2 separate regions of the Homo sapiens genome follow, and region 2 is linked to region 1. Evidence: read pairs that join two places in POLR2A ChIA-PET (ENCODE). Cell type or tissue: MCF 10A. All regions are shown on one strand. Links, peaks and the distances in the headings refer to the core of each region. The heading gives the core; the rest is flanking DNA.

What was found. ChIA-PET counts read pairs that join two places held together with the same protein. Peaks named below come from ENCODE experiments on the same cell type or tissue, not always from the same donor. Only the 100,000 strongest peaks of a DNase experiment are listed, where the experiment ranks them.
Region 2: POLR2A ChIA-PET joins it to region 1 with 10 read pairs; 26 of 35 experiments call an interaction of 5 or more read pairs at or near these places.

The regions. Positions count from the first base shown.
Region 1 is chr19:45,629,043-45,638,207 of GRCh38, forward strand. It overlaps EML2 (EMAP like 2), which reads right to left. Exons shown (of 19, transcript NM_012155.4): 4 at 5,280-5,429; 5 at 4,028-4,097; 6 at 3,819-3,929; 7 at 909-1,004. Among named protein-coding and RNA genes, the nearest start is that of MIR330, 5.5 kb to the right of the region's middle. RefSeq lists a silencer at 1,495-1,574. In MCF 10A, for the core only: no CTCF peak of the experiment used is centred there; DNase peaks (open chromatin) are centred at 1,649 and 3,609.
Region 2 is chr19:45,567,416-45,582,899 of GRCh38, forward strand. The region is part of intron 1 of OPA3 (outer mitochondrial membrane lipid metabolism regulator OPA3); the gene reads right to left. Among named protein-coding and RNA genes, the nearest start is that of OPA3, 9.6 kb to the right of the region's middle. RefSeq lists enhancers at 9,847-10,482, 9,960-10,109, 13,560-14,060, 14,560-15,484. In MCF 10A, for the core only: no CTCF peak of the experiment used is centred there; a DNase peak (open chromatin) is centred at 9,836.

The DNA of each region.
Region 1 (9,165 bases), core at 1-8,000:
CTGTTGGGCCTGGTCCACCGTACCCCATATCTCCATATCCTCACCAAGGCCCTACGAGGAAGATGCTACCATTATCCCCATTTTATTTTATCTATTTATTTTTTTGAGGCAGGGTCTCACTCTGTTGCCCAGGCTGGAGTGTAATGGTGCAATCATGGCTCACTGCAGCCTCAACCTACCAGGTTCAAGCGATCCTCCTACCTTAGCCTCCGAAGTAGCTGGGACTATGGGTGCACACCACACCCAGTTAATTTTTTTTTTTAAGTGCCAGATTTTCTGTTTGTTTTGTTTTTTGTTTTTGAGACGGAGTTTAGCTCTTGTTGCCCAGGCTGGAGTGCAATGGTGTGATCTTGGCTCACCGCAACCTCCGCCTCCGGGTTCAAGAGATTCTCCTGCCTCAGCCTCCCGAGTAGCTGGGATTACAGGCATGTGCTACCATGCCCAGCTAATTTTGTATTTTTAGTAGAGACAGGGTTTCTCCATGTTGGTCAGGCTGGTCTCGAACTCCTGACCTCAGGTGATCTGCCTGCCTCGGCCTCCCAAAGTGCTGGGATTACAGGCGTGAGCCACCGTGCCCGGCCTTTTTTTTTTTTTTTTAAGTAGAGATAGGTCTCCTTATGTTGCCCAAGCTGATCTCAAACTTCTGAGCTCAAGCAATCCTCTCATGTCGGCCTCCCAAGGTGCTAGGGTTACAGGTGTGAGCCACCTTGCCCAGCCTATTATCCCCATATTACAGATGAGACCACCAAGGCTCTGAGGTGGCAAGCGGCTTGCTCAAGTCACACAGCCAGCAAGGAGTAAAGCCAGGGCTTAAACACGGGTCTATCTGATTGCAGACTCCTAACCACTGAGATTGGGAAAGTCCCACAGTGGCACCCAGCAGGAGGGGATGAGAAAAGTCACCTCACCTTGACATCCACCACCTTGGTCTCCTTGGCCCAGTCCCACACCGAGAGCATGTGATCATTGGATTCATCCACTGCACACAGCAGGTTGCCTCCATTCTAAAGAGGAGGAGAGAGGAGGGGGACAGAGGCAAGGGGAGTCAGGGCCCATCCTCCCCCCATGCCCACCAAGGCATTCACCACACAGGCCTGTTTTAAAACCTTCAGGCTGGGCACAGTAGGTGGGAGGATCGCTTGAGTCCAGGAGTTTGAGGCCAGCATAGGCAATATAGGGAGACCCTGTCTCTTAAACAAAACAAATTTAAATATTAAAAAAAAATAAAAAGCCAGGCGTGGTGGCTCACACCTGTAATCCCAGCACTTTGGGAGGCCGAGGCAGGTGGATCACGAGGTCAGGAGTTCGAGGCCAGCCTTGCCAACATAGTGAAACCCTGTCTCTACTAAAAATACAAAAAATTAGCCAGGCGTGGTGGCAGGTGCCTGTAATCCCAGCTACTCGGGAGGCTGAGGCAGGAGAATCGCTTGAACTGGGAGGCAGAGGATGCAGTGAGCCAAGATTGCGCCATTGCACTCCAGCCTGGGTGACAGTGAGAGACTCTGTCTCAAAAAAAAAAAAAAAAAGACCTTCAAAGGCCCTGGCCATTTTGCAGGAAACACATTAAAATACACCCTCCATTAGAAGCTGTGAAGACATCTGAAATGGTTTCATACTATGCCTTGAAATGACTCATCCCTAATAAACTCATTTCATTTGCCCTCAGCTATTGTTTCTCTGCAGCCAGCACCCCTAGCCAGGAATTCTTGCTGACATCATCTCATTTGCATTTACATATATAGAGAATGACTGATGTAGGTGAAATTCAGCAGTTAACAAAGTTGGTATTATGTTGGGTTTTTGTTTGTTTTTTATTTTATTTTATTTTTTGAGACTGAGTCTCATTCTATTGCCCAAGCTGGAATGCAGTTGCATGATCTTGGCTCACTGCAACCTCCACCTCCCAGGTTCAAGCGATTCTCCTGTCTCTGCCTCTCAAGTAGCTGGCACATGCCACCACTGCCCTCCTAATTTTTGTATTTTTAGTAGAGACAGGGTTTCACTATGTTGGCCAAGCTGGTCTTGAACTCCTAACCTCTGGTGATACACCAGCTTCCACCTTCCAAAGTGCTGGGATTACAGTCATGAGCCACCTCGCCTGGCCAATGTTGGGCTTTTATACCTTTCATTAAATACAGGTTAATTTTGATTTGGCAAGGTTTTATTTTCTTCTCCACACCTTTGGTAACAATATGGCTTACCCCTACCCCAAGCTCTTAAATGTTTCTTTAGGCCTCAGAAAACCGGTGAGGGTCCAATCCAGTGCCTCTTAAGCTATCTGTGCAGGAGACTGGCTGTTTTTTACTCCCTAATCCATTGAAGACTAATATTTTAATCAAATATGATAAAAATGTAAAATATGATTTTTATCTATCTATCTATCTATATATTTTTGAGACAGAGTCTCACTCGGTCCCCTAGTGTGGAGTGCAGTGGTGGGATCTGAGCTCACTGCTACCTCCGCCTCCCAGGTTCAAGTGACTCTCCTGCCTCTGCTTCCTGAGTAGCTGGGATTACCACACCCAGCTAATTTTTGTATATTTTTAGTAGAGATGGGGTTTCACCATGTTGGCCAGGCTGGTCTCGAACTCCTGACCTCAAATGATCCACCCATCTTGGCCTCCCAAAGTGCTGGGATTACAGGCATGAACCGCATCTGACCAATTTTTATTTATTTTTTAAAGTCAGCGTCCTGCCATATCGCCCAAGTTGGAGTGTAGTGGCATGATCACAGTTCACTGCAGCCTCGATCTCCTAGGCTCATTCAATCCTCCCACCTCAACCTCCCAAGTATCTGGGAGTACAGGCCCAGGCCCACACTAGTACACCCAGCTAATTAGAATTTTTTTTTTTTTTTTTTTTTTTTTTAGTTGGAGTCTCGCCCTGTCGCCCAGGCTGCAGTGCAATGGCGCGATCTCGGCGGCTCACTGCAAACTCCGCCTCCCAGGTTCAAGCAACTCTCTTGCCTCAGCCTCCCAAGTAGCTGGGATTACAGGCACCCTCCGCCATGCCCAGCTAATTTTTGTATTTTCAGTAGAGACGGGGTTTCACCATGTTGGCCAGGCTGGTCTCAAACTCCTGACCTTGTGATCCGCCCGCCTCGGCCTCCTAAAGTGCTAGGATTACAGGCGTGAGCCACTGCACCTGGCCTTTTTTTTTTTTTGAGTACGAGTCTCGCTCTGTCGCCCAGGCTGGAGTGCTGTGGCGCGATCTCGACTCACTGCAAACTCCCCCTCCCGGGTTCAAGCGATTCTCCTGCCTCAGCCTCCCGAGTAGCTGGGACGCCACCACCTCAGACTAATTTTTGTACTGTTTTTGGTAGAGACGGGCTTCACTACGTTGGCTAGGCTGGTCTCAAACTCCTGACTTCAAATGATCCTCCCACCTCAGCCCCCCAGAGTGCTGGGATTACAGGCACAAGCCACCATGCCCAGCCAAAATAGGATTTTTTTTTAAAAAAAAGCCCACAATCACACACTTGGATGTTGTGGTGTTGTCAAACTGCTCTCCAAATTCCTAAAGGCATACTCTCGCTTTCTGTACTTATCTCTGCCTGGACATGCCAAAACCCGCCTGCAAATGGGCAAGGACCAGCTGGGCCCTAGGCACTGGGTTTAAAATGCCTGAGAGGGCTGGGCGGGCACGGTGACTCACCCGCCCCTTGGGGTGAGGACACGCCCTCATTGTGACGTCACAGAGGCGGGCCACGCCTCCAGCAGGATTCCCGGCCCTCAACCCAAGGGGCGGGTGAAAAGGTGCGGGCACTTGCCCTCCTTTTCGGGGCGAAGGGGCGGGGTTAGGGTGGGCGAAGGACTTACAGATTTGGAGAAGCCCACACAGCACACGGCTCTGTCAAACACCCCCAAGCCCAGCACGTGTAAGGTGGAGAGGGAAACTGAGTCCCAGATGCGCACGTGGGGCGGCAGCGGCTGCAGGGAAGAGAGGCTTGTTACCTTGGGGGTGCCAGCTGCTTGTCCCCCACAACTGCGTCCTGCACTCTTTTCTGCTTTCCCCTCCCTTCCATTACCTTCCCTTCCTTAGTGGTTCCCGCCACCTGTCCCGTGGCGATGGTGACCATATCTGGGTGGATGGCCAAGCTGCGGAAAGAAGGGACAGAGAGACCAGGGCTCAGTGGGAGAGAAGAGGCTCACAGAGACCCAGGACATTCATTCCACAAATTGGCTGGTTGAGTTTAGTCAATAAACGTGTATTTAGTGCATTAATAGCAGTGAGCGGATGCCCTCCGGGTGCGCTGGCGCTGGATCAGAAGCAAGACTTAGGCCTGGGGCCTCTAACTCAAATGCCAGCAGGACGCAGGTCTGTACCTCACATAGTGGCCAGGAGAGCACACTTATTTAAGGGGGCTGACACCACCCTGCTCCAGCCACCAGGAATTGTCTGGAGTGCCTATTCAGTTTTTTTTTTTTTTAAGAGGCGGAGTCTCCCAGCACTTTGGGAGGCCGAGGCGGGCGGATCACCAGAGGTCAGGAGTTTGACACCTGCCTGGCCAACATGGGGAAACCCTGTCTCTAGTAAAAGTACAAAAATTAGCTGGGCGTGGTGGCGGGCACCTGTAGTTCCAGCTACTCGGGAGACTGAGGCAGGAGAATCGCTTGAACCCAGGAGCGGAGGTTGCAGTGAGTCGAGATCGTGCCACTGGACTCCAGCCTAGGCGACAGAGTGAGACTAGTTCTCAAAAAAAGAAAAAAGAAAAAAAAAGGAGATGGAGTCTCGCTCTGTCCCCCAGGCTAGAGTGCAGTGGCAGGATCATAGCTGACTGCAGCCTCCAACTCCTGGACTTCAGCGATCCTTCCGCCTTGGCCTCCCAAAGTGCTGCTTTCACAGGCGTGAGCCACCTCGCTGCCCAGATTTTCAAAAGAAGAAAAAGATCCAGGCATTGCGTGAATTCACTGTCTGAATTTTTTTTGAGACAGAGCTTGCTCTTTCACCCAGGCTGGAGTGTGGTGGCTCAGTCACTGCAGCCTCGACCTCCTGGGTTCAAGTGATCCTCTCGCCTCAACCTCCTGAGTAGCTGGGACCATAAGGGCTTACCACCACACCCAACTAAAACACCTGAAATATTGAAATATTGATACTCAATCCACATTTTCCCACTAAATTCAGCCTGAGGGCAGCTGGTGGCTTTGGAGAGGGAGCAAAGGCTTAGCCTTGCCCCAAACCCCACAGGGTAGCAATGTGAAAAGAGGCATAGAGGGGCAGGGGCTGGAGCTCCATCTCCAGCCACAGCTCCCTCCCGTCCCCTCTGTCCCACATCTCACCATTTGATGTCATCGTTGTGTCCCAGGTAGTGTCGCTGCCTCTGCTCCTCCACGCTGTATAGCACGGCTACGGAGGCCACAAAGTACACTATCTCCCCGGTGGGCAGCAAATAAAGGTTGGCCCGGCAGTCTCGGCCACGGTAGCCATAGCTGGAGCCACCCAGGGGCTGGTTAAGGAATGTGTTTTGTTGTTGTTGTTTGTTTGTTTTGTTTTTATTTATTTATTTATTTTTAATTTTTTTATTTATTTATTTTTTTGAGATGGAGTCTCACTCTGTCGCCCAGGCTGGAGTGCAGTGGCGTGATCTCAGCTCACTGCAAGCTCCGCCTCCTGGGTTCATGCCATTCTCCTGCCTCAGCCTCCTGAGTAGCTGGGACTACAGGCGCCCGCCACCATGCCCGGCTTATTTTTTGTATTTTTAGTAGAGACGGGGTATCACCATGTTAGCCAGGATGGTCTCGATCTCCTGACCTTGTGATCCACCCGCCTCGCCCTCCCAAAGTGCTGGGAGCCACGGCACCCAGCCTATTTATTTTTTCTTTTTTTTGAGACGCAGTCTCGCTCTGTCTCCAGGCAGCAGTGCAGTGGTGCAATCTCAGCTCACTGCAACCTCCGACTCCCTGGTTCAAACGATTCCCCTGCCTCAGCCTCCTGAGTATCTGGGATTACAGACACACGCCACCACACCCAGCTAATTTTTGTATTTTTAATAGAGATGGGATTTCACCATGTTGGCCAGGATGGTCTCAATCTCCTGACCTCATGATCCGCCCGCCTCAGCCTCCCAAAGTGCTGGGATTACAGGCGTGAGCCACCACGCGCGGCCTGTTTTGTTTTTTTAAGACAGAGTCTGTCACCCAGGCTGGAGTGCAGTGGCATGATCCCAGCTCACTGCAACCTCCGCCTCCTGGGTTCAAGCCATTTTCCTGTCTCAGCCTCCCAAGTAGCTGGGACTACAGGCAGATGCCATCATGCCAGGCTAATTTTTGTATTTTTAGTAGAGATGGGGTTTCACCATATTGGTCAGGGTGGTCTCCAACTCCTGACCTCAGGTGATCCACCCACCTTGGTCTCCCAAAGTGCTGGGATTAGAGGTTTGAGCCGCTGGCGCCCAGCCGAGGAATGTATTTTGCATCACACACACTGGCTGAGGACCAGACTCAACAAGGTCATTGGAATGAGGTTTTTCTGTTTCCACTCTCACCCCTGTAGTGGGCTGATGGTCCCCTCCCACTCCAAAAAAAAATGAATGTCTGTTTCCTTTTTTTTTTTTTTTTTTTTTTTTTTGAGATGGAGTTTCGCTCTTGTTGCCCAGGCTGGAGTGCAATGGTGTGATCTCAGCTCACGGCAACCTCCACCTCCCGGGTTCAAGGGATTCTTCTGCCTCAGCCTCCTGAGTAGCTGGGATTATAGGCATGCGCCACCATGCCTGGCTAATTTTGTATTTTTAGTAGAGAAAGGGTTTCTCCATGTTGGTCACGCTGGTCTTGAACTCCCAACCTCAGGTGATCTGCCCACCTCGGCCTCCCAAAGTGCTGGGATTATAGGCATGAGCCACCGCGCCCGGGCTATGTCTGTTTCTTAATCCCCACAACTTGCAAATGTGACCTTACAAGGAAAATGGGTCTTTGCAGATATAATTATAGATCTCAAGATGAGATCATCCTGGATTATCAGAGTAGCCCCTAAATCCGATCACAAGTGTCCTTATAAATGACAGAAGAGGCAGCCTCAATCTCCTGGGCTTAAGTGATCCTCCTGCCTCCGCTTCCCAAATAGCTGAGACTACAGGCATGCACCACCATGCCCAGCAAATTTTTTGTATATTTTTGGTAAAGATGCAGTCTCGCCATGCTGCCCAGGCTGGTCTCAAATTCCTGGGCTAAAGCAGTCCACTTGTCTTGGCCTCCTAAAGTGCTGGGATTACAGGCATGAGCCAATGCACCCAGCCTGCCTGGCTAATTAAAAAGAAATTTTCTGTAGAGATGGGATCTCGCTTTGTTGCCCAAGCTGATAGTTATCTGGTTTATTTGTTAACTGCTCATATTCCCCAATAAGACTGTGAGTTCCATGGTGGCTGAGATTGGGCTGTTTTTTTTGTTTGTTTGTTTTGTTTTTTTCATTTCTGTATCTCCTCCTCCAGGAAGCCCTCCATGACTCCAGGCTGGGTCAGCCCTGTCCCTGTGGATTCCCCATCCCAGTCTTGCACACTCTGGGTTGTCACTCTCAATGAGTCTGTTCCCATGCTAGACTGTATGCCCCAGGAGGGCAGGCAGATGCTGTCATGGTCAGCACTGGGTCCCCAGCCCTATGTCTCAGATGTTCAGAAAATATCTTGAATGGGCCAAGCACGGTGGCTCACGCCTGTAATCTCAGCACTTTGGGAGGCCGAGGCAGGTGGATCACTTGAGGTCAGGAGTCCAAGACCAGCCTGGCCAACATGGCGAAACCCTGTCTCTACTAAAAAACACACAAAAAAATTAGCCAGGCATGGTGGCCCATGCCACCCAGCTACTGTAGTGGCCGAGGCAGAAGAATGGCTTGAACCCAGGAGGTGGAGGTTGCAGTGAGCCAAGATCGTGCCACTGCACTCTAGCCTGGGTGTCTCAAAAACAAGAAAATATCTGAATGATTGTCAATATACATATATCCTGACCCCATGAAACTGCTCTGACCTGCAGTCACTGCAAAGGGGAGCAATCTGAGGTCCTCACTTTTGCAGTCTCAGCCACCTCTCATCAGATGCTTATCAAGCCCTACTGGCAGGACATTTGGGACAGATTCCAGGGGATATTTCCAGCTGCCTCGAGAAGGCTCTGGGCACCCAGAAGGCCAGGCCATTTCACCAACCACCCTGGCTCCTCCAAAGAGGAAACCAAGGCCCAGAGAGAAGCAGACAAGGACCGGGTTCCTGGGGTGTGGACTCCAAGCTCAATAGGATTTTAGGAAAAAGTTTGGGTCCCAGAATCAGGATTGTTGTCTCCTACCTATAACCTCAGTTTCCTTATCTGGAAAGGAGGTATAATAATTTCCAAACTGTAGGCCTCAGAGCTCTTGGAGGCCACTAGTTGTAAAAAAATAAATTCATACCTGGAATAACTTACAACAGTGTCTGTCAGATAGTAAGTGCTTGAGTTATTATTTTGGATTTTTTTTTTTTTTTTTTTTTTTTTGAGAAAGGAGTCTCGCTCTGTCGCCCAGGCTGGAGTGCAATAGCACAATCATGGCTCACTGCAACCTCGACCTCCCAGGCTCAAGTGATGCTCCCACCTCAGCCTCCAGAGTAGCTGGGAACCACAGGAGCATGCCACCATGGCTGGCTATTTTTTTTTTCTTTTTCTTTTCTTTTTTTTTTTTTTTTTTTTTTTTTTGAGACGGAGTTTCACTCTTGTGGCCCAGGCCGGAAAGCAGTGGGGCAATCTCGGCTCACTGCAGCCTCTGCCTCCTGGGTTCAAGCGATTCTCCTGTCTCAGTCTCCCGAGTAGCTAGGTTTACAGGCACATGCCACCACACTCGGCTAATTTTTGTATTTTTAGTAGAGACAGGATTTCATCATATTGGTCAGGCTGGTCTCAAACTCCTGACCTCAGGTGATCTGCCCACCTCGGCCTCCCAAAGTGCTCAGATTACAGGCATGAGCCACCGCGCCCGGCCTGCTATTTTATTTCCTGTAAAGACGAGGTCTTGCTATGTTGCTCAGGCTGGTTTCAAACTCCTGGGTTCAAGTGATCCACCCACCTCGGCCTCCCAATGTGCTGAGTTAGTGTTTTATCAGTCCCTGTGCATGGGGCACATACTATGAGCTCAGTACCTTTACACATTATTTCACAGGTCTATGGACCTGAGATCATAAAATTCATTTTTCAGAGTCAAGACGACTTTTCC
Region 2 (15,484 bases), core at 6,499-14,498, 55 kb before region 1:
ATGAACAAAAGCTAAACATAAATTTCATAGTGTATGATTCCATTTATATCAAGTTGAACAACAAGCAGAACTAATCAACAAGGAGAGAAGTCAGATAAGGAGACAGAGCAGGGGAGGAGGGACCTTTCTAGAGTAATGACGATGTTTTATATCTTGGGTACTAGTTACATGGGTATATGCATGTACCAATACTCATTGAACTGTAGCCTTTAGATCTGTACCTTGCATTGTACAGATACTATATCTCAACAAAGAATATACCAAAAAAATCAAGTGCCAATAATTAAACATAAGAGGAGGAGTTTGGGAGCCAGTGGGATATGACTTCTTATCCTGTACTGCCTCAGGGAACCTGTTTCTCTCGCTTTGAGAGATTTCCTCACTCATAAAACCAGGATGGTCATAAACTCCCTAAATAAGGTGGTTAAGATCATTTGCTGAGATAATGGAAAGCATATTAAATAAAAGCTGTTATTATCAGTCAATAAATTATTATTCAGGGTAAACGTAGCTTCAAGCCAGTCTCTGCCCTGGTTGCACTTCCCCAGATGTGATCCAGTCAGATGATGATGATGATGACAATGATTATTACTGTTATTTTGAGACACAGTCTCACTCTATCACACAAGCTGGAGTGCACTGGTACGATCTCAGCTCACTACAACCTGAGCCTCCAAAGGTCAAGTGATTCTCCAGTTTTAGCCTCCCAAAATGCTGGTATTACGGGTGTTGGCCACCCCACCTGGCAATCCAGTCAATTTATTTATTTATTTTGTTATTTATTTATTTTTTGAGACAGAGTCTTGCTCTGCCACCTAGGCTGGAGAGCAGTGACACAATCTCGGCTCACTGCAACCTCTGCCTCCTGGTTTCAAGCCACCCTCCTGCCTCAGCCTCCCGAGTAGCTGGGATTACAGGCATGCCCCACCACATCTGGCTAATTTTTGTATTTTTAGTAGAGATGGGGTTTCACCATGTTGGCCAGGCTGGTCTCGAACTCCTGACCTCAGGTGATCCGCCCACCTCGGCCTCCCAAATTGCTAGGATTACAGGTGTGAGCCACTGTGCCCCCGCCCAATCCAGCCAGTTTTAAGCTTGCCCTAACAGTGCTCCAAGTATTAACAGAATTGTGCAGGCCGCAATAGGCAGTGCTTCCTCCCACAGACCTGGCTTGATCTTTCCATTACAGCAACCCGAGACTGCAGTAACACACAATGCTCCAGTTACCAGAGGGGCATGACTGGTTCCATCTGCCCAGCATCCTGGGGGATCCTATCTCCCCAACTTTTGGTTCAAGGGATTCAGGAGGAGGTAACCCCACTCCTGAGCCTGGCCAATTAGGGCACTGCTTTCCCTGGGCCACAGAGACGGTGCTGGGATGGGGATGTGACGCAGGGTGGACCACTGGATTCAGCCTGGGAATTTGGCAGGAAATCCGGGATGAGGCACCCCTCTGTGCCCTGGGGTCACTAGGCAGGTAACTAATACCCTCAAATGTGCCCCATGAGAGCAAGGATCTTTGTTCTGTTGACTACTGAGTCATGCCTCTTAGAACAGTTCCTGGCACACAGCAGGCACTAAATAAAGATTTGTTGAGTGAATGAATTACTCAGCCTCCTAATGGACTGAAGCATAGCCACACCCCAGAAAATGATCCCCACCTCTACTCTCCTCCCAGGCCTGGAGAGACCAACTCAACTTGGTATAGAGGATACTCAGGGGTTTCTAAGGCTCAGAGGACGCAATTAACAGAGAGGCTAGGGCCGAGCGCTGTGGCTCACGCCTGTAATCCCAGCACTTTGGAAGGCCAAGGCAGACAGATTACTTGAGGTCAGGAGTTCAAGACCTCCCTGGCCAACATAGTGAAACACCGTCTCTACTAAAAATACAAAAATTAGCTGGGCGTGGTGGCGGGCACCTGTAGTCACAGCTATTCAGGAGGCTGAAGCAGAAGAATCACTTGAACCCAGGAGGCAGAGGTTGTAGTGAGCCGAGATCGCGCCACTGCACTCCAGCCTGGGCGACAGAGCAAGACTCTGTCTCAAAATAAACAAAAAAGATTTCAGAACAACTTCAGTGCGTCTGATTACCAGTGCTACTTTATATTATTCTCTACTGTCTTAGTAATTCCATCCTCCCCACCTCCATTAGAGTTTAGAAGCCGATACTCACCACTGCAACCTCCCATACACCAAGGGGTGGGAGGTGACCCGGTTGTGGTAAGCTGGCAGTGAGGGGAGTTTCCTGGGGGCTTCTGGAAAAGGATTTTCCTCCTTGAAGCGTTACCCTCACTTACCTGACCACCCGCCCCTCCATACACACACGCATAGACTTCCTCCCTTATGAAACATAAAGGCACAATGCCTGGAGCCGCAGCAGCCCTACTGAGGCCATGAGGACTGCCTGAGCACCAACACAGCAGAGATGGAGTCCTCAGGTTCCCAATGACACCACTGAGCCACCAAACCAACCAAGAACAGGCCTTCCTCAGGGCTTACTGAAAAGCCAGCAAAAAACACCCTTTTGATTTAAGGTTTGATTGACATTTACTGGCTGGGTTTTCAATTAATTACAGATGAGCACAAACTAATACAGAGATACACCGGGGTCAATGACCGAGATGGCCTCTGGTGCTTTCTCAGGCAGGCGCCATCCCCAGGCTGACACGGGCGCCCTCTCCTGTCCACTTGGCATATTGCTTGCAGCCAGCGCAAGTAGATTCCCTGGGATGCACTCAGGTTGCAAATCAGCCAGCCCTCTACACAGGGGCTTCTGAAAAAGATCCCTGTTCAGAAATCGGCCAGAAGATTTAGCCATGAGTACATGAGCAAATTCCAGCAAATGCCTCTGCATAATGAAGGGTGGGACTAAAAAAGGAGCAGCGAGATTAAACGCAGCCAATGACACACTTCTTCCATCTGAGACTATGTGCCTTAGTTAGGTCTTTGCCAGCTGTGACAGCCACATACAAAGAATGTCAAAGCTGGCTGGGAGCGGTGGCTCATGCCTGTAATCCCAGCACTTTGGGAGACTGAGGTGGGCAGATCACCTGAGGTCAGGAGTTCGAGACCAGCCTGGCCAATATGGTGAAACCCTATCTCCAATAATAATACAAAAAAAAATTAGCTGGGCATAATGGCACACCCCTGTAATCCCAGCTACTTGGGAGGCTGAGGCAGGAGAATTGCTTGAACCTGGGAGGTGGAGGCTGCAGCGAGCTGAGATTGAACCACTGCACTACAGCCTGGGCGACAGAGTGAGACTCCATCTTGGGGAAAAAAACAAAAACAAAACAAAATTAGCCGGGTGTGGTGGCAGAAGCCTGTAATCCCAGCTGCTCGGGAGGCTGAGGCAGGATAATCACTTGAACCTGGGAGGTGGAGGTTGTAGCGAGCCGAGATTGTGCCACTACTCTCCAGCCTGGGCGACAGAGTGAGACTCTGTCTCAAAAAAAAAAAAAAAAATTCAAAGCCAGACTCTCACAGAGGGTTTCACCAAGAGTTTCCAAATTTACTTAATAATGTCTGCATAGGAAAATGTTTTCGGTGACAGCAAAACTATTTGGGGGGGGGGGGCATGAATAAATAAGTTTATTTTAAAAATTTTTATGTTCGTTTCATCCCTCTAATTTTTGTGTATGTTTTTAAATGCATATAATATAACCATACTATTATATGTTAGCGCTATACATGACTGCTAAATACTTTCATTTATTTATTTATTTACTTATTTTATTTTATTTTTTTGAGACAGGGTCTTGCTCTGTCGCCCAGGCTGGAGTGCAATGGTGCGATCTTGGCACACCGCAACCTCCACCTCCCGGGTTCAAGCGATACTCTTGCCTCAGTCTCCCAAGTAGCTGAGATTACAGGCATGCGCCACCATGCCCAGCTAATTTTTTGTATTTTTTTAGTAGAGACGGGGTTTCTCCATGTTGTTCAGGTTGGTCTTGAACTCCCCGCCTCAGGGGATCCACCCGCCTTGGACTCGCAAAGTGCTGGGATTACAGGCATGAGCCACCGTGCCTGGCTGACTGCTAAATAATTTTACATATGTGTACACACGTGCATACATATATGCTAGGGAAGGAACCTCAGAAGTGTTTCCTTGATAGGAGAACATAATAATAAATGTTTGGAGGTCACCAGCAGCAGCCTGGCTGCCATATAATATAACTGATGTGACGCTCTGGTGATTATAAATAAACTCCAGCAAAGTGATTTTCAAACACTGGTGCGTGTGAGAATGTACTCTAGAGACTGCTAAAAATAAACACGTCCACCCCTTCCCTACGTCCACCAAATCAGGACCTGCAGGTAGCACTCCTGGGCATCTACTGGAAGTGCCCCAGAAAGCTCACTAGTTTTCCTCCATATTGTGCACCTTTCAGCTCCCCAATCCTCTTGGCAGTTGTGTTTAACCTGGTGGTTAGTTAGCCCTTCTATTGAGAGCTGAACACCAACTGTTGTAGCTGTCCTTTCTAGAAGTTTTGTTTAATTCTTTTTCCAGCTTCCTGGCAATTTTTCATTTTACTTGTGTTTTAATATCCTTCTCTTTTATCCTCTTAACAGATAAGCTTAGGTATTTTATATCCACATCTGATAATTCCACGTTTGCAGGCTGTGACCTGCCATGTTTTTCTGCTGGCTCTCGCTCATGGTGGCTGCTTTTTTCATGTGGTGTATATATATATATCAATATATATTGATATATATATATATTTTGTATTTTTAGTAGAGACGGGGTTTCTCCATGTTGGTCAGGTTGGTCTGATATATATATGAGATATATATATATCTCTCATATATATCGATATATATGATTATATATCTCATATAAATAAAAAATAAAAATATATATAGTATATATATCGATATATATCTCATATATATCGACATATATGAGATATATATCGATATATATCTCATATATATCGACATATATGAGATATATATCGATATATATCTCATATATATCAACATATGAGATTATCGATATATATCGATATATATCATGATATATGTATATCAATATATGATATATATCATATATCATATAATAATCATATATATCGAGATATATGAGATATATATCATATATGAGATATGAGATATATATATCATATGATATATATATCATATATGGATATATATCATGATATATGTATATAAATATATATATTGATATATATCATATATATCATGATATATGTATATAAATATATATATCGATATATATCATATATATCTATATGAGATATATATCTATATATATCATACTATATATATGATATATCTCAATATATACCTATATATCATACTATATATATAGATATATATCTCGATATATATCTATATATATCATACTATATATAGATATATATATCATACTATATATATAGATATATATCTCGATATATATCTATCTATATATATTTTTTTTTTACTGTGAGCTTGTATGTGCTGGAACTCTATCTGAAGGATTTCTCCAAGGCCTGGGCAGAGAGAGCACAGGCAGGAAGAGTTTATGTTTGCCCTTGCCAGGTGCTTAGATACAATTAGGTACCCCTAGGGGTTCATTCTCAGCCTGCAACTTCCAGGACCTTTCAAAGAGGCCCCAAGCCCACATGAGGGACAGTCAGTGGCTACAAATTCTCAGAGGAGAATGTATCAGTCTCTACCTAGGGCAAAGCTTGTGTGCCTTCAGACGGAGGTTTTTTTCTAGTTCACCAGGTACCTTGCCAGAGACCTGGTTCTACACAAGGCTGTTGCCTGCCCAATTCCCCCACAGCATAGTCCCCATCCCCCAGGCCAAGTGATACGGTGTGGCTGTGTCCCCACCCAAATCTCATCTTATATTCACACGTCTCACTAAAAATACAAAAAATTAGCTGGGCATGGTGGCACATGCCTGTAATCTCAGCTACTCGGGAGGCTGAGACAGGAGAATCACTTGAACCCAGGAGGTGGAGGTTGCGGTGAGCTGAGATCACGCCACTGCACTCCGGCCTGGGCAACAAGAGCGAAACTCTGTCTCAAAAAATAAACAAATAAAATGAATAAATAAGTAAATAAACATGTACAGAGTACTTGAGGGCCAGGTACAGTTCTATGTTTTATGGATCTTAATATCCACATAACAACCCAATTACAAGCATAAAACTGAGGCCCAGAGAGGTTAAATAACTCTCCCTGGGGTCACACAGAAAGTGGCAGAGCGGGGACAGATAAGCAGGCAGCCTGGTTCGAGGCCGCGCTGCAAACAGTAAACAGTAAACACTGTTTACTGAATGGTGCTGAGGGAACATCAGAACTATGAGGTTAAGTGCTATTCGGTACAGAAAGGCAGAGGGACTCATGCAGGACACACACCACGTAAACAGCAGGGCAAGGATCTGAGTGCACGAAGTCTTTATCTAGAAGCAGAGGTTTTGGCACTTGGGCAGTAATGACAAGAAGGGATTCCGGCTGGGTGCGGTGGCTCACGCCTGTAATCCCAACACTTTGGGAGGCCACAGCGGGCGGATCACTTGAGGTCAGGAGTTGGAGACCAGCCTGACCAACATGGTGAAACCCCGTCTCTACTAAAAATACAAAAATTAGCTGGGCGTGGTGGCAGGCGCCTGTAATCCCAGCTACTCAGGAAGGCAAAAGCCTGGGCAACAAAGTTAGACTCCATCTCAAAAAAAACAAAGGGGGCTGGGCGCAGTGGCTCACGCCTGTAATCCCAGCACTTTGGGAGGCTGAGGCGGGCGGATCACGAGGTCAGGAGATCGAGACCATCCTGGCTAACATGGTGAAACCCCGTCTCTACTAAAAATACAAAAAATATTAGCTGGGCGTGGTGGCGGGCGCCTGTAGTCCCAGCTACTCGGGAGGCTGAGAGGCAGGAGAATGGCGTGAACCCGGGAGGCGGAGCTTGCAATGAGCCAAAATCGTGCCACTGCACTCCAGCCTGGGCGACAGAGCAAGACTCTGTCTCAAAAAAAAAAAAAAAAAAGAAAAAAAAAACGGATTCCATGTATACCCCCTGTAGCCTGTAGTAGCAACCAGATGGGCATGTCCCGGGCCAGGGCTCGCCTATCCACTATCCTGCTGCATCCTCACAAGAATCCTGGGAGATAAGTTCTATTAGTATCCCATTTGATAAATATGGAAATGGAGGCTCATAGAGGTCAAGCTGCCTGCTCAAAGTCACATGGCTAATAAGCAGCAGTGCCAAGATCCGAAGCCAAGAGTGCCTACTCTGTGGCAGACTGTGCCATCAGGGACCCCTTCGTATCACACCCTGTGCAGTTCTTTCCCACACCCACTGTGGTCTGTGCCTGGAGCTGCTTTGACCAATAGTGTGGTGGAAATGACGCTGGAAGATTCCAGGCCTTGCCCTTAAATAACCTGCAGCTTCTGCTTCTTCCCTCATGAAAATCTGGCTGTTGGGGAGTCCTGAGCAGCCATGTGAGATATTCAGCTACCCTGCAGGAAAGACCACGTGGAGAAGAGAGGCCCAGAGGCTACGCTGAGAGGGAACCAACTCCCCAGTCCCAGTGCCAGTTCCAGATGACTCCAGCCCAGCCACCTCCACCTGCACCTGGATGAGAGCCTGCCAAGCAGCAACCAGCAAAAGAACTGTCCGGCTGAGCCCAGGCAAGCCACAAAGGTAACAGAAACTAAGAGTGACTGGGTTTTTTGTTTGTTTGCCTTTTTGAGACAGGGTCTTGCTCTGTTGCCCAGGCTGGAGTGCTGTGGCACGATCTCGGTTCACTGCAGCCTCCACCTCTCTCAGGTTCAAGCGATTCTCCTGCCTCAGCCTCCTGAGAAGCTGGGACCACAGGTACCCGCTAAATTTTTGTATTTTTAGTAAAGAAAGGGTTTTGCCATGTTGCCCAGGCTAGTCGCGAACTCCTGGCCTGAAGTGATCCACCCACCTCAACCTCCCAAAGTGCTGAGATTACAGGCATGAGCCACTGCACCTGGCTAAGAGTTACTACGGTAAGCCACCAAGCTTTGGATCAGATGGCTATGTAGAAAAAGAAAACTGAAACCAAGTCCATGGCCTAAATTCATAAGAATGGCCACAGAGCTGAGCACTTCTGAAAAAATGACCTCAGCAACCTGAATGAATGATCATGGTGTATCTGTTTCCCACGGCCACTATAACAAACTACCACAAATGCAGTGGCTTAAAACAGCACAAATTATTATTATTATTTGAGACAGGGTCTTGCTCTGTCACCCAGGCTGGAGTGCAGGGGTGCGGTCACAGCTCACTGCAGCCTCATTCTCCTGGGCTCAAGCAATCCTGCCGCAGCCTCCTGAGTGGCTAAAACTATAGGCATGCATCACCATGCCCCACTAATTGTTTTTTATTTTTAGTAGGGACAAGGTCTCGCTTTGTTGCCCAGGCTGGTCTTGAACCCCTGGGTTCAAGTGATCCTCCTGCCTCGACCTTCTAAAGTGCTGGGATAACAGGCATGAACCACCGCACCTGCCCTAAATTTATTATTTTACAGTTCCAGAAGTCAGAAGTCTGAAATGGGGGCCAGTTGTGGTGGCTCACGCCTGTAATCCCAGCACTCTGGGAGGCCAAGGCGGGTGGATCACCTGAGGTCAGGAGTTGAAGACCAGCTGGCCAACATGGTGAAACCCCCGTCTCTACTGATAATACAAAAATTAGGGCATGCGCCTGTAATCCCAGCTATTCAGGAGGCCAAGGCAGGAGAATCGCTTGAAACCGGGATGCAGAGGTTGCAGGGAGCTGAGATCATGCCACTGTAATCCAGCCTGGGCGACCATGTGAGACCCCCTCTCAAAAAACAAAACAAAACAAAACAAAAAACTGGGCGCAGTGGCTCACGCCTGTAATCCCAGCACTTTGGGAGGCCAAGGCAGGTGGATCACCTGAGGTCAGGAGTTCAAGACCAGCCTAGCCAACATGGTGAAACCCTATCTCTACTAAAAATACAAAAAATTAGCCAGGTGTGGTGGTGGGTGCCAGGTGTGGTGGTGGGTGCTACTCAGGGGACTGAGGCAGGAGAATCGCTTGAACCCAGGAGGCAGAGATTGCAGTGAGTTGAGATCGTGCCACTGCACTGCAATCTGGGCAACAAGAATGAAACTCCATCCCCCCCCCCCCAAAAAAAAAAGTCCAAAATGGCTTTCACTAGGCTAATCTCAAGGTGTCCGCAGGGCTGTGTTCCTTTCTGAAGTCTCCAGTGGAGAATCCATCTCCTCGGCTTTTCCAGCTTCCAGAGGCTGCCCGCATTCCTTGGCTCATGCCTCCCTTCCTCCATCTTCAAGGCCAGCGGGGCAGCATCCCTCAAATCATTCCCTCTCTTGCCTCCCTCTTTCCCTTATAAGGACCCCTGTGATCACACTGACCTGACCTGCATAATTCAGGATCATCTCCCCATCCCCAAATCCTTCATTTGATCACATTTGCAAAGTCACCTTTGCTGTGCATGGTAACATATTCAACAGGTTCTTGGGATAAGGATGTGGACATCTTTGGGGGACCAGTCACTCTACTGCCTACTGTGTGTGATAAACCAGAAAAAGGACCAGTGCGCGCCAAAGGAATAAACACAGATGAGCTGGAATTTTCCTACTGCCCAGAGATATCTCACAGCCTCCCTGGGAGCACCAAAAGTGCACTTTGCAGGCATGGCCTCAACCTGCCTAACATCACCAACCTCCTTTACTTTTGGGTTAAAATAATTTAAACAAAGGAATTCTGTGTTTAAAAAGATCTTTGCCTCCCCAACAGGGTGCATCATCGATGATTTATGCTTCTAGCATGTACTGTTCTTTCCTCAGGCAGCCACAGCTACTGCTCCAGCCTCTCCTGTGAGACAGCTGGGCGCAGCCTGCTGAGTCAAAAGTATCTCAGCCAAAGGTACAGATACTGGATTTGCTGGTCAGCTCAGGACGCCTGACCTGAGAGAAAGCAGGGCCGCCAGTGCACCCTGGGAAATTCCAATCACCATGGCTGGGGGCCACAGCAAAGGGCAATCAGCAGTGTGAAGACACTAATGATGTAATTAAAAGGTGTAAATGTAAGAAGCCAGTACATTGCAATATCTGGTAGCATCTCCAACTCGACCTGTCCCTAACTGAGCTCCAGGTCTTTCTGTCCAACCTGCCCCTCCTCCAGTCGGCTGTCTCACACCCAATCCATGGGAAATCCTGCTGGCTCTACCTTGTAAACAAATCTACTGGTTATTCATTACTAAGAGGAAAAGGAAAGGTTCTTGACATGGTTACACCTTAACCAAGCGATCCAAATCACCATCACAAATGACAGAACAAATAGACCTCAGGAGTCCCCTGAAGGGATGTCCTTAGGAGGCACCTCGAGTCTGTGGTGTTCCCGCCAAACATGTTCAACATGAATCCAATCGGGGAAGCAATCAGGAGACTCCAGACATCGGGACACACTATCAATCAGAGGACTGGCTCCAATGTCAATGTCAAAAAACAAGGGCAGGGATACTATTCTAGAGCAGGGTCAGAAAACTCTTCCTGTAAAGGGGCAGAGAGTAAATATTTTAGATTTTGAGGCCAGGCGTGGTGGCTCACGCCTGTAATCCTGAAACTGCCTTTGCAAAATTATGACTGACACAGCAAAAGAGATCTAACTTGACTGACTCCATCTTACTTCCAACCTCCAAGCTGTCCTTGTTCATTCCTGAGTGAAGGCTGAACTAACTTTGGGAGAAACTTAGTTTATAGTTTAAACAAACATGGTAACAGCCCTTTCCCAAAGCAGACCTCCTTCTTGCCTGGTGACTAGATTGCCTTTGTAGGACTAACATTAGCCACAAGATTAGAAATTATGGTTTAGGAGTCATGCAGCTGGAGGATACAAGATTCTGACCCTCCCTAAACTGCTCCTAAGATCAGTGCTTGAGATATTCTGCAGACTCTGCACTTGATGGATCAGCTGGCCCCACCCAGATCAAAAAATTGGCTCATCTGATCTTGTGCCCGCCCTCCCCCTCCCCCACCGCCACCCAGGAACTAACTGAGCACAAGACATCTCTGAATTCCTATGATTTCATCTCTGACCAATCAGCACTCCTGGCTCACTGGCTTCCCCTCACCCACCAAGTTATCCTTAAAAACTCTGCTCCCGGGCCAGGCGTGGTGGCTCATGCCTGTAATCCCAGCACTTTGGGAGGCCAAGGCGGGCAGATCTCCTGACGTTGGGAGTTAGAGACCAGCCTGATCAACATGGAGAAACCCCATCTCTACTTAAAATACAAAATTAGCCGGGCGTGGTGGCGCATGCCTGTAATCCCAGCTACTCGGGAGGCTGAGGCAGGAGAATCACTTGAACCCGGGAGGCGGAAGTTGTGGTGAGCCAAGATCACACCATTGCACTCCAGCCTGGGTGTCGGAGTGCGACTCTGTCTCAAAAAATAAAATAAAATAAAATAAAACAGAACTCTGATATTGTCCTTCTGCTGCACAGAACCCTCCAGTAAGTCCTGTTCCACTCAGAGTAAAGCCAAGGCATTTGCAGTGACCCACAGGCCCCATACAAACTGTCCCCCTTTCCCGTCATCAGTTTCCTCTGTCCTGTGTGCCAGGCACGCTCATGCCTCAGGTCCTGTGTGCATGCGGGATCCTCTGGGCTGGAACGTTTCTTCCCCCAGATGGCAATGCTGCTCGTTCCCTCCCTCCTTGGCATATTTTCAGTGAGTTCTCCCTGACAATCCTATCTAGGCTTATAGCCTTCCTTTAAATACTCCTTGTTCTACAACCCTGATTTTTTTCCTAGAGCAATTATTGCTATCTAATATACTTCATCTTTTAACTATTTTTTGAGATGGAATCTCACTCTGTCACCCAGGCTGGAGTGCAGTGGTGCAATCTCGGCTCACTGCAACCTCTGCCTCTTGGGTTCAAGTGATTCTCCTGCCTAAGCCTCCTAAGTAACTGGGATTACAGGTGCCTGCCACCACACCTGGCTAATTTTTGTATTTTTAGTAGAGATGGGGTTTCACCATGTTGCCCAGGCTGGTCTCAAACTCCTGACCTCAAGTGATGCACCAGCCTCAGCCTCCCAAAGTGCTGGGATTACAGGCATGAGCCACTGGGCCCAGCCAACTATTTATTTCATTTATTGTCTGGCTTCCTCCACAAGAATGTAAGGTACCTGAGGGCAAGATGTTTTGCTTTTTCCTGCCTGTTGTATCTATAACATCTACGTGACAGCCATGACCCTATGCCAGGCACTGACTTAACATTTTATATCCATTTACTTAATCCTCACCACAACACAATAAATATTATTTACAGCATAATGCATACATAGTATATACACAAAATAATAATAATAATAATAATAGTATCTACCTCATCATAACTGGTGAGGACCCAGTGCCAGAGGCTGGAAGGTGCTGCAGACAAGCCGTGGCACAAAGTACAAGCCCAGTTAATGTGACCATTACATAATACCCAATGTACAGAATCGGAAATTGAAGCTAAGAGGGGCTAAATGACGTACCCAAAGTCACCAGTCTGGGTAGGGATTCAAACCTATGTCAGTCTGACTCCAGAAGCCATTTTCTTTCTTTTTTTTTTTCTTTTTTTTTTTTTGATATGGAGTCTCGCTCTGTCACCCAGGCTGGAGTGTAGTGGCACGATCTCGGCTCACTGCAACCTCCGCCTCCCATGTTCAAGTGATTCTTCTGCCTCAGCCTCCCGAGTAGCTGGGATTACAGGCGCGTGCCACCACGCCCAGCTAATTTTTGTATTTTTAGTAGAGAAGGGGTTTCACCATGTTGGTCAGGCAGGTCTTGAAATTTGACTTCGTGATCTGCCCACCTTGGCCTCCCAAAGTGTTGGGATTACAGGCGCGAGCCACTGCACCCGGCCTTTTTTTTTTTTTTTTTGAGACAGAGTTTCACTCTTGTTGCCCAGGCTGGAGTGCAATGGCGTGATCTCGGCTCACTGCAACCTCCACCTCCTGGGTTCAAGCGATTCTCCTGCCTCAGCCTCCCGAGTAGCTGGGATTACAGGCATGCGCCACCACGTCTGGCTAATTTTGTATTTTTAGTAGAGACGGGGTTTCTCCATGTTGGTGAGGCTGGTCTCTAATTCCCGACCTCAGGTGATCTGCCTGCCTCGGCCTCCCAAAGTGCTGGGATTATAGGTGGGAGGCACCGCGCCCAGCACAGAAGCCTATTTATTTATTTATTTATTTATTTATTTATTTATTGAGACAGAGTCTCGCTCTGTCGCCCAAGCTGGAGTGCAGTGGTGTGATCTTGGCTCACTGCAACCTCTGCCTCCCAGGTTCAAGCAATTCTCCTGCCTCAGCCTCCCAAGTAGCTGGGACTACAGGTGTGCGCCACCACACCTGCCTAATTTTGTATTTTGAGTAGAGACAGGGTTTCACCATGTTGGCCAGGCTGGTCTTGAACTCCTGACCTCATGATCCACCCACCTCCGCCTTCCAAAGTGCTGGGATTACAGGCATGAGCCACTGCGCCCAGCTCCAGAAGCCATTTTCTAAACCACAACGCTAAGAATGTCACAGTGTTTGGAAGACAGGCAGAGACAGGAAACAAACTGGGTCTAGGAATTCAGTGTCCAAAGTTTCGCCTCTGGCACAAATCTCTGCGTATGACCTGAGCAATTAACTGCTGCCCTCAACACCTCCATTTTCCCTTCTATAAACCAGAGGAAGTCATTCCTCTTTCCGGACATGGGGACAAAACAGTTGTGGGGGTCAAATGAGATGGCTAACAGGAAAGCACTTTGGTAACTGTGAAATCTAATACTTTCCCATTCTAAGAGCTGCAGCCCCAACAAAGACCCCACCAAACACCGAACAACCAAGAATTCCGGGCCCTGGAAAGCAAACTTTAAGCATCCAAACTTACAGAGGGGGAAAAAAAGTGCACTCCCTTAATCATGTGGGCTTTGTGTGTGCTCCTCCCTCTGCCCCAGTGCTTTCCTTACGCCTTGTCCTGGTGTTGTCCTCACCCTTCAGGTCCCAATTCAGATGTCTCCTCTGCCAGGAAGCCCTCCCTGAACCCCATGCCATGTCAGGTGCCCAGTGGGCTCCCCCATCTCAGCTCTGCCCACTGTTGGGGGATACGTCTGTCCCCCGCAGGACTAGGAATTCCTTGAGGGCACAGATTGGTGCTGGTTTGGTCCCTGCTGTTTCGCCAGCATTGCCAGCACAAGGCCTGGCACAGGGCAGAGGCTCACAAAATACCAGCTAAAGGAAATAATGAATGGATGGAGGGATGAATGGTGTGTAACCGCCCAAGGAGTTCACCTTGCCCGCTGCCTAGACAGAGCTGATTCATCAAGAGAGGAGAACTGCAAGACAAAGAGTAATTCACGCAGAGTTGGCTGTGCGGGAGGGTGTTTTGTTTGTTTGTTTGAGATTGAGACAGTCTTGCTCTGTTGCCCAGACTGGAGGGCAGTGGTGCAATCTCGGATCACTGCAACCTCTACCTCCTAGGTTCAAGCAATTCTCCTGCCTCAGCCTCCTGAGTAGATGAGATTACAGATGTGCGCCACCACACCCAGCTAATTTTTGTATTTTCAGTAGACACGGGTTTTCACCATGTTGGTCAGGCTGGTCTCGAACTCCTGACCTCATGATCCACCCACCTCGGCCTCCCAAAGTGCTGGAATTACAGACGTGAGCCACCGCGCCCCAGCCAGGAGTCTTACCATTACTCAAATCAGTCTCCCTGAGCATTCAGGGAGATTTTATTTTTATTTTATTTTATTTTTTTTTTTTGAGATGGATTTTCACTCTTTCGCCTGGGCTGGAATGAAGTGACGCGATCTTGGCTCACTGCAACCTCCATCCCCGGGTTCAAGCGATTCTCATGCTCCAGCCTCCCGAGTAGCTGGGATTATAGGCGCCCGCCACCAAGCCCGCCTAACTTTTGTATTTTTAGTAGAGACGGGGTTTGACCATGCTGGCCAGGCTGGTTGCAAACTCCTGACCTCAGGTGCTCCACCCCCCTCAGCCTTCCAAAGTGCTAGGATTACAGATGCGAGCCAATGGGCCCAGCTGGAGCAGAGTTTTTTTGTTTTTTGTTTTTGTTTTGAGACGGAGTCTCGGTCTGTCGCCCAGGCTGGAGTGTAGTGGTGCGATCTCGGTGGAGCAGAGTTTTTAAGGATAACTTGATGGGTGAGGGGAAGCCAGTGAGCCAGGAGTGCTGATTGGTCAGAGATGAAATCACAGGGAGTCGGAGCTGTCTTCTTGCGCTCAGTCAGTTCCTGGGTTGGGGGGCCACAAGATCAGATGGGCCAGTTTATTGATCTGGGTAAGGCCAGCTGATCCATCAAGTGCAGGGTCTGTGAAATATCTCAAGCACTGATCTTAGGAGCAGTTTAGGGAGGGTCAGAATCTTGTACCCTCCAGCTGCATGACTCCTAAACCATAATTTCTAATCTTGTGGCTAATGTTAGTCCTACAAAGGCAATCCAGTCGCCAGACAAGAAGGAGGTCT